3 separate regions of the Homo sapiens genome follow, and regions 1 and 3 are each linked to region 2. A link is a loop called in an ENCODE intact Hi-C map of the cell type or tissue named here. Cell type or tissue: ascending aorta. All regions are shown on one strand. Region 1 has its middle 59 kb from the start of SMOC2. Region 2 overlaps SMOC2 (SPARC related modular calcium binding 2). Region 3 overlaps SMOC2 (SPARC related modular calcium binding 2).

Region 1 (2,500 bases), 140 kb before region 2:
GAGTCCGAGTCCCACATAGCCCGAGTCCCACGCAGCCCTGCTGGGCGATGCACTCATGACATGGGGCGTGTGATTTTCCCACTGCAGCTGCAAAAACCACACACATTTGGTGGCTCAAAACAACACAAATCTACCATCTTGTAGTTCCGTGGGCCAGAAATTAGTCCCACTGGGCCCAAGTCAAAGTGTCCACAGGGGTGGCCCCTTCTGGAGGCTCCAGGAGAACCCCTTCCTGCCTGTTCCAGCTTCCAAGGCCACCGTGGTCCTCGACTCCTGGCCCCCGCTATCTTCAGAGGACATCGCTTCAACCCCTGCCCCTGACACCAGGGCCCCTTCCCTCTCCTGAGGTCAGCGGCCCTCTGCCTGTCTTTTCCAGGGACGCCTGTGATTAATTCGGGAAATTTAGGGCCCACCCAGATCATCAGGGTCATCTTTCCTCTGTGGGCCCTTTCCTCAATCACATCTGCAAAGTCCCTTTTGCCACGCAAGGCCACATCCCCAGGTTCCAGGGATCAGGGCGTGGCACCACGGGCATCAGATTCCAGGAATTAGGGCGTGGCACTGCGGGCATCAGATTCTGGGAATTAGGGCATGGCACCGCGGGCATCATGATTCAGCCTTCCACACTGGGTAAGCCGTGTCCTTCATGTTGAAGTTGTGTGCATTCTGACAGGTACAAACCTTCCATGTTAATTTCTTCATAATTAAGGAAGAATTTCCAATGGCCTCTCACCCAAGCCATGCTAAAAAGGTGAATTAATCAGGCCTGCCAAGCGCCGGCCATTGCTGCCACCCATGCCCTCCCTACACTCAAGCTCCACGGTCCTTGTTTAGAAAATTACCTACTGCCAGGCTGTGGGCATCTGCAAGACAGTGAGTGACATTCATTCAAAGAAAATACAAGAGCCCAATACGGGAGCCATGAGTCACCTGCTGTCACATTTCCACAAGACACCCATCTACCACCCACTGCCAGCAGGGCTGCTGGACTCCACGATGTGGTCACGTTTCCACCAGACACCCATCCACCACCCACCGCCGGCAGGGCTGCTGGACTCCACGAGAGTGCGTGAATGACAGCATGAGCTGGTGCCAAAACTTTCCGTTCGGAGCCTCATGGGCTTTCAGCCGGTGACCGCCCAGAGCGGCCCTGTGGCCTGTGGACACATAGACAGGTTTTCTGCCCAGGATGGTCATAGGTCTTTAATTTTTCCTGCTTATTATTTTTAATCTGGAGAGAAACCAAAAATGATGGCTGGTGCAGGGTTGGATTGAGACGCAATTGTGACATAGGTCCATTTGAAATGCTCCCGACCCCCCTGCCTGCCACTTTCTGTCTGATGCCCCTGGCTGCATGCGCTTGCAGGTGAGCCCCCCGCCTGCTGCTTTCTGTCTGACGCCCCCAGCTGCATACGCTTGCCTGTGTTGTTCATAACGCCCGGTGCTTTGCTGGGTAACGTCGCCAAGGGTTCTCCAAACCTTCAGAAGTGCCCTACGCAGCTGTTACTCAAACTAAAGGGCTGTGGCAAATTAGGTAGAACCAGGACCGTGAAGTCTGGGAGGTGAAAGCTTTAGGGGAAAGAGGCAGGAATTACTTTGTGCTGGGCACGTGTGAGAGCCTAAGAATTCTGTCATGCACTCGCTGCTTATTCCACGTAATTTAAAATTTAAAATCCTGGTGAGCCGGCATTAATGTCCTAATTTTACAGACATGGAGACAGGATTTCACAGAGGCTAACTCCCTTGTTTAATGTCACAGAGTCCTGTGCTGGGATTCAAAGCCAGGGCTGCCCAGGTCAGCTGATGGCAGCAAGTTCTTCAGGAACTCAACCTACAATGAGTTAGCTTTGCTTCTGAAAACACCACTGGAAGGCCACCATCAGTGGCGTATTTTATGGACACTCTCCACCCCCATCCAGCTGTGGACACAGGGCCGTAAGCCTCAGTACCCCTGGAAGGCCACCATCAGTGGTGTATTTTATGGACAGCCCCCACCCCCACCCAGCTGTGGTCACAGGGTACTGAGCCTCGGTACCCAGGGAGAACATGGGGCGGACTTCTCCGTGATCTGATCAAATATTTGGTCAGCTTCCAGGACAAGAGGTGACCCAGCAGATGGGGTTTAGACACTGCAATATTGGTGCTGAGGAGACATTTTGCACGGGCCTTCAGAAGGAAGGAGAAAGTGTGGACCATTTGTGTGTGTGTGCATGTGTGTGTGTGCGTGTGTGCGTGAGTGTGTGCATCCATGCATATTTGCATGTGTGTATATTTGCGTGTGTGCATGTGCGTGTGCATGTGTGCGTGCGTGTGTGCATGTGTTTGTATGTGCATGTGCGTGTGTGCATGTATGTGCGTTTGCATGTGTGTGTGCATGTGTGCACGTGCATGTGTCTGCATGCCTGCATGTGTGTGCATGTGTGTGCATGCGTATTTGCATGTGTGTGCGTGTGTGCATGCATACATGTGTGCGTGAGTGTGCATGCATGCATATTTGCAT
Region 2 (2,500 bases):
CGCGCCCGGCCAGTAATTCTTTTTTTTTTGTGGCAGAGTCTTGCTCTGTCACCCAGGCTGGAGTGCAGTGGTGCGATCTCAGCTCACTGCAATCTCTGCCTCCCAGGTTCAAGTGATTCTCCTTCCTCAGCCTCCAGAGTAGCTGGGAACACAGGCGCCTGCCACCATGCCTGGCTAATTTTTTTTTTTATTATTTTTATTTTTAGTAGAGACGGGGTTTCACCATGTTAGCCAGGATGGTCTTCATCTCCTGACCTCGTGATGCGCCCACCTCAGCCTCCCAAAGTGCTGGGATTACAGGCATCAACCTCCGCACCTGGCCGTCATACAGTAATTTAAAAAATTATGTTGCTTATGTTCTGGGGATTTAATAATCAAACAGTTAAACATAAAGTGTTCAGAGTGGAATCTCAACAAGGCTGTTAAACAGTTAGGGTTCTGCTTAATTTTTAACTCAACCAAAGAATCATACAGAGTAAAAATATATTAAGGAGAGACATTTATCATCATCTGTAAATAAGGTTTCCAGGGGACAGTGTTGAAGCATCCTATTCCATTCTTTCAAAGCGATTAAAAAGTTGGAAAGTTGGAAATAGTATAATTTTGAGGGTGTGTTTAACATTTTGATTTTTATAAAGAGGGGCATTTAATTCAGTCTAAGGTATGTCTGTATCAAGCATATAATGGCTTAGAGTGATATTGAGAACACACGGGGGCCATGACTGTTTCTGAGTGCTCATTCTCTGGCAATTTTGTGCCTCTCGGTAGAATGGACCTTGTCGGATGCTGGTCAGGCACTTCTCTGTAGTAAAGATCTTGAACCTGATTTAACACGAGATATCCAGAATAAGGAATAGCAAATCTGTGGAATAAGCCGCAACCCTGTAGCAGTTTTACTTCATAAGATGACTGCAGGTTTATTTTGAGTGATGATTTATGCAGGCCTTGTAATTTCATGCTAAGTCTTAATTGTTTCCTATGACTAAATAGTTTGCCATAGGCTAGACGTAAACTTGGAATTTAATATTCTATTAAACCCAAGAGCTGCAGATTTCAGAACTATCTGACCAGTGGCAAATGTGAAGTCTTTAAAAGAAGTCCACGCCAAGAATGGAGCCCACAGGAGTTTGGAAAACTTAGCTTTCTTGGCATGTTCCATGATAGCTCAAATATTAGACCTAATTTATAGCTCCATCTGTACCTCGTGGAGACCTCGCAAGCTGGAACTCATATCACTTTTCCTTTTTAGACAGTCAAAACCACAGGTTATACTAAAAAACGAGGACAGAAGTCCAGCAAAGCAGTGATTTCTCCTCAGCTAAAACACAGACTGCATTAAAACCACATGTTGCTGAGTGCTGGCTGGCCAGGCCAGACTTTAGAATAAAGCTGAAGGCATGAAGCTGGGATGCATGGAGGAGCGTTTGCTCAGATGTGTAGGCCCGTAATGCTCTATGCAGCATGTGGCCGGTGGTTCTGCAAAAGCCAGAGAGGAGTCGCACAAAGGCCCTGGAGCATTGTTAGAGGCGGAGCCTGTAGGAGCCCGCTGTGACGGGTGGAGCCCAGGGCTGGTAATCGGATCGCATTTTGCCATAGCCAGCACTTTAACCACGAGGGAGTCAAAAAGTCACCATCTGAAGACGGAAGTGAACAACATTTGAAGAAGAGTCCTTGGAGTCGAGACGGCCTTTGTGCTCTCTCAAGATGCAGGCACTTGTGATTGAAATCTGGAAATACGTTTTTTAAAAAGGAAAGCCATTTTTTCAAGTTTTAAAATTCAAATAAGCTATATGGTGTGATGGTCCCAAGAAGTAAAGCATGCATGTGTGTTCTGCTTCCGGGGAGGCGGCCCATGGCAGCCAACGTGACGTCGTCTCCTGTGGTGGGAGGCTGTTCTTAGGACAAGCCTTTTCCCCCTGGGGGCACTGAAAGATGGGCCTGGTTGATGCTGGGCTCACAGCTTTCACTCCCTGGGCTGGAAGGCTGAGAAGAGCTTCAGTAAGCAACCGACTTTGTGGTCCTCACGTGTCTTAACCTGGCCCTGATTGTGCAAGTTAGGGAGAAACAAGGCCTGCTTGTGGCACACACGGATCCTGCATTACTGCTTTTCATGTCTCTGTATTTCTGAATTAGTTTTTTTCCACAGTGAGCTTAGATATGCCTGGAAGTCTAAAGACTTTTCCAGTTTTGCTCATCCTTGGGGTGTCTTCTTAAGTAGTAGCAGTGACGTTGCGCCTTCTGTGAAATCTGTGTTGTTGGGAAGGTGGGATGTGGAGCCTCTGGGGCAGAGGATGAGGCTTTCTAAGAAGACCTGACCCTTTTATCCACCTGACAGTCAGATTTCCATGTGAAGGTGGAAGAGGCAGGACGGGAAACAGAGAAAAGGGACGAGCCACGCTCTCCTCTCAGGCTGGTCTCAGTGGGACGGTGCCCTGGGCTGCAGCTGTGGTTGGAAGTCCCACCGCGTGCGTCCTGAGACCCCCGCCCCTCAGTCACTTCC
Region 3 (2,500 bases), 51 kb after region 2:
AACCAGTCGCTGTGGCCAGTGGGGTAGGATGTGCTCTCTGGCCATAAGGGGCACGTGCCCTTCTCTGGAGGGGGAGGGATGGGTGGACCCGGGCCTTGCGCCCACCACAGGGGCTGACTGGGAAGAATGTCTTGCCCACCCTAGAAGACGAGGAAAAGAGGCTGGAAACAAGCGCACTCAATATTTCCTGCAGCTGTCTTTTCCCTGCACATGTGATCTCTGTGGATAGAGACCCTCCTTCAGGGACTGAGCAGTGCATGGGCACCTGTCATCCAGCACCAGGAAGATGGGAGTGGTGTGGCAGCGCTGGGAGGGGGGCCAGGCCCTGAGCATGCTCATGGGCAGGGCGGGTAGGTCGAAGGCTGCTCCAGGACCCTGCAGGCCGGGCCTCCATAGGGCAGGTCAGCAGCCATCCTGGAACAGGGCTGAGGCAGCAGGCCGGGAGGAAGCCCCCGTCCTTAGGAACGAGCTTGGAGAACACGGCGCAGATCCTGTGGGCAGCACAGGGGAGAGGTCGCCTGAAGCCCTGGAAATCCCTGGGAGAGTGAACCTTCCCGCCGGGCCTTGGGGAGTTGGAGAATATTCTGAAACAAGTCACATCACAGAGGTAAAGGGTGCAAGAGCAGCTCTGGAGAAAGGTGAGGAGGGAGGTTTGCCTGGAACGTCTGCAGATGTGTTTAGAGCTCGGATTTCTCCTGAAGGGCCTGAGCAATTCTGCCTGAGTCAGGGGGGATTCCTGTGCCGTGTGTGTAGGGGGTCCGGTGGGTGACAGCACAGGATGAGGTGCAGACCCATCCCGAACTGCCGGACTCGGCGCTCTGTCCTTCCCGACCTCCCTGAAGACCGGCACATTCCATGCTGGTCTCACTTCAGACAGCCAGGAGGGCCCTCCTTTCTCCAAGTCAAAACAAAAGCACCACTTAGGCACAGAGGGTGACATGGGGGCCGGCCACCGCCCTTTGCATGAACCAGAACAAAATGTTGCCTTATTAGGTGACTTCGTGCCGGGGTGCGGGGGCTGCTTCCTGTGGTGCTGCTGATCTGCAAAAGCTAAACATTTAGACTCTGCTCCACTCGAACACTCCTGCCAAGAAGTCTCTTTAGGTATTCTGTCTTTGTCAGGAAGGCCTGCCAGCTTAGCAGCACCCTTGGTCTGGGAGGCGGGAGGAAGTGTGTCTGTGGGGAAAGGTTTGTGCGAAGCGCTGGGCGGGCGTGGACTGGGCCTGCCTTTAGGAGCCACACCCCTCCCAGTGTTAATTCTCACAGGGAAGAGCTCAGCACCGAGTGGCTCGCTTTTGCTGCTGAACATTTCAGGCTGTTCTTCTGTGGCTTAAAATGACAGTAGGTTATAAAGTGAGCACTCAACATGCATTTCGGATGTTTCCTGCAGAATATTTTTTCCCTCCTTAGATTCCCCCCGACTTCTTTCTAAGCCCTATAAGGATAAATCTCTTACTCTCCTAGCATATCTAGTAAAATATTGTTGGGAAGATAAATGCATAGATAGCGCTTTACTGTAGTGGGTGGGGAGCCCCTGTGAGCAGGGTGTGGGGACCCTGCAAACAGCCAGAATGAGGAGCGTGGACACAGCAGAACTTCCCTTCAGTTCCCCGATGCAGAAGACGGGGAGCTCCTCGCAGGGGGTGGGTATTTCTGTGAAGTTTGAAGGCGGAGCCATGCGAAGGGTCTGTCTTTACTGTGGGATGCAGAACACAGGCAGAGCCATTTGAACCAGCCAAAAACATCCAAAAAATAAATCATGCTAAATAGCACCCACACTGCTGCAGCTAACGGACTTGCGCCAGGCTCCCGGCCCCAGCTATACCCCTGGCTCTGTCTTATTCAGGGACATGACAGGACACCAGCCAATTCCAGTGGCTGCTCCAGACTGTCTCGGCTCTGCGGTGAAGATGACCGACTTCCTTGATCATCACTCAGTTCCTCTCTCAGGATCATCCTCCACCATTGTGACTTTACTGACTTGGGTGCCCTCCCAAGCACCCAGGTGAAGGCCAGTGCACCCCTGCCTGTCGGCCACATGCTGGCAGGAGGCAGCCCGCCATGAGACACAGAGGCAGGGTGGCTGGGGTTAGAGGCAGGACTTTGGAGCCTGGTGGCCTGGGTCTGAAACCTGGTTGTCCCCTCCCTACCCTAGCCTTGGTCAGGTTGTGGTTGCTCAGATTTAGTTGTGCCAAGCGGTGAAGACTGGGTGAGGCCATGCTGGGCAGGTGCACCAGTCAGCCCTGTGTAGGTTTCCTCAACTCTGCTCATTCAAACAGGTAAATACATAACACACAACCCTTATTCTCAAATAGCTCAAGTTTATGGTCTAATTCAGCAGCTCCCACACTTTTTTGATATAAAAATTCTTTTGTGCTGTTATAACTCATCAAGGACCCCAAAAAGCTCTTGTAATCATGGGCTGTATCTACTGACATCAGTGAACATGTTTGCACTAAGCACGTTGTGATCTGAGGCACGTCCAGTCGGGCAGCAGATG

The links. Peaks named below come from ENCODE experiments on the same cell type or tissue, not always from the same donor. Only the 100,000 strongest peaks of a DNase experiment are listed, where the experiment ranks them.
Region 1: a loop joins it to region 2, with 3 times the contacts of the local background. A loop is called at or near these places in 8 of 110 quality-filtered maps.
Region 3: it touches region 2 in a loop (2.2-fold over the local background); 2 of 110 quality-filtered maps call a loop at or near these places.

Annotation. Positions count from the first base shown.
Region 1 is chr6:168,380,867-168,383,366 of GRCh38, forward strand. No RefSeq gene overlaps it. Among named protein-coding and RNA genes, the nearest start is that of SMOC2, 59 kb to the right of the region's middle. RefSeq lists an enhancer at 2,173-2,500. In ascending aorta, a CTCF peak has its summit at 981; no DNase peak of the experiment used is centred here.
Region 2 is chr6:168,523,377-168,525,876 of GRCh38, forward strand. The region is part of intron 2 of SMOC2 (SPARC related modular calcium binding 2); the gene reads left to right. Among named protein-coding and RNA genes, the nearest start is that of SMOC2, 83 kb to the left of the region's middle. In ascending aorta, a CTCF peak has its summit at 1,491; a DNase peak (open chromatin) is centred at 1,546; H3K27ac peaks cover 1,510 bases.
Region 3 is chr6:168,573,916-168,576,415 of GRCh38, forward strand. The region is part of intron 7 of SMOC2 (SPARC related modular calcium binding 2); the gene reads left to right. Among named protein-coding and RNA genes, the nearest start is that of SMOC2, 130 kb to the left of the region's middle. In ascending aorta, no CTCF peak of the experiment used is centred here; a DNase peak (open chromatin) is centred at 1,106; H3K4me3 peaks cover 1,028 bases; H3K27ac peaks cover 2,500 bases.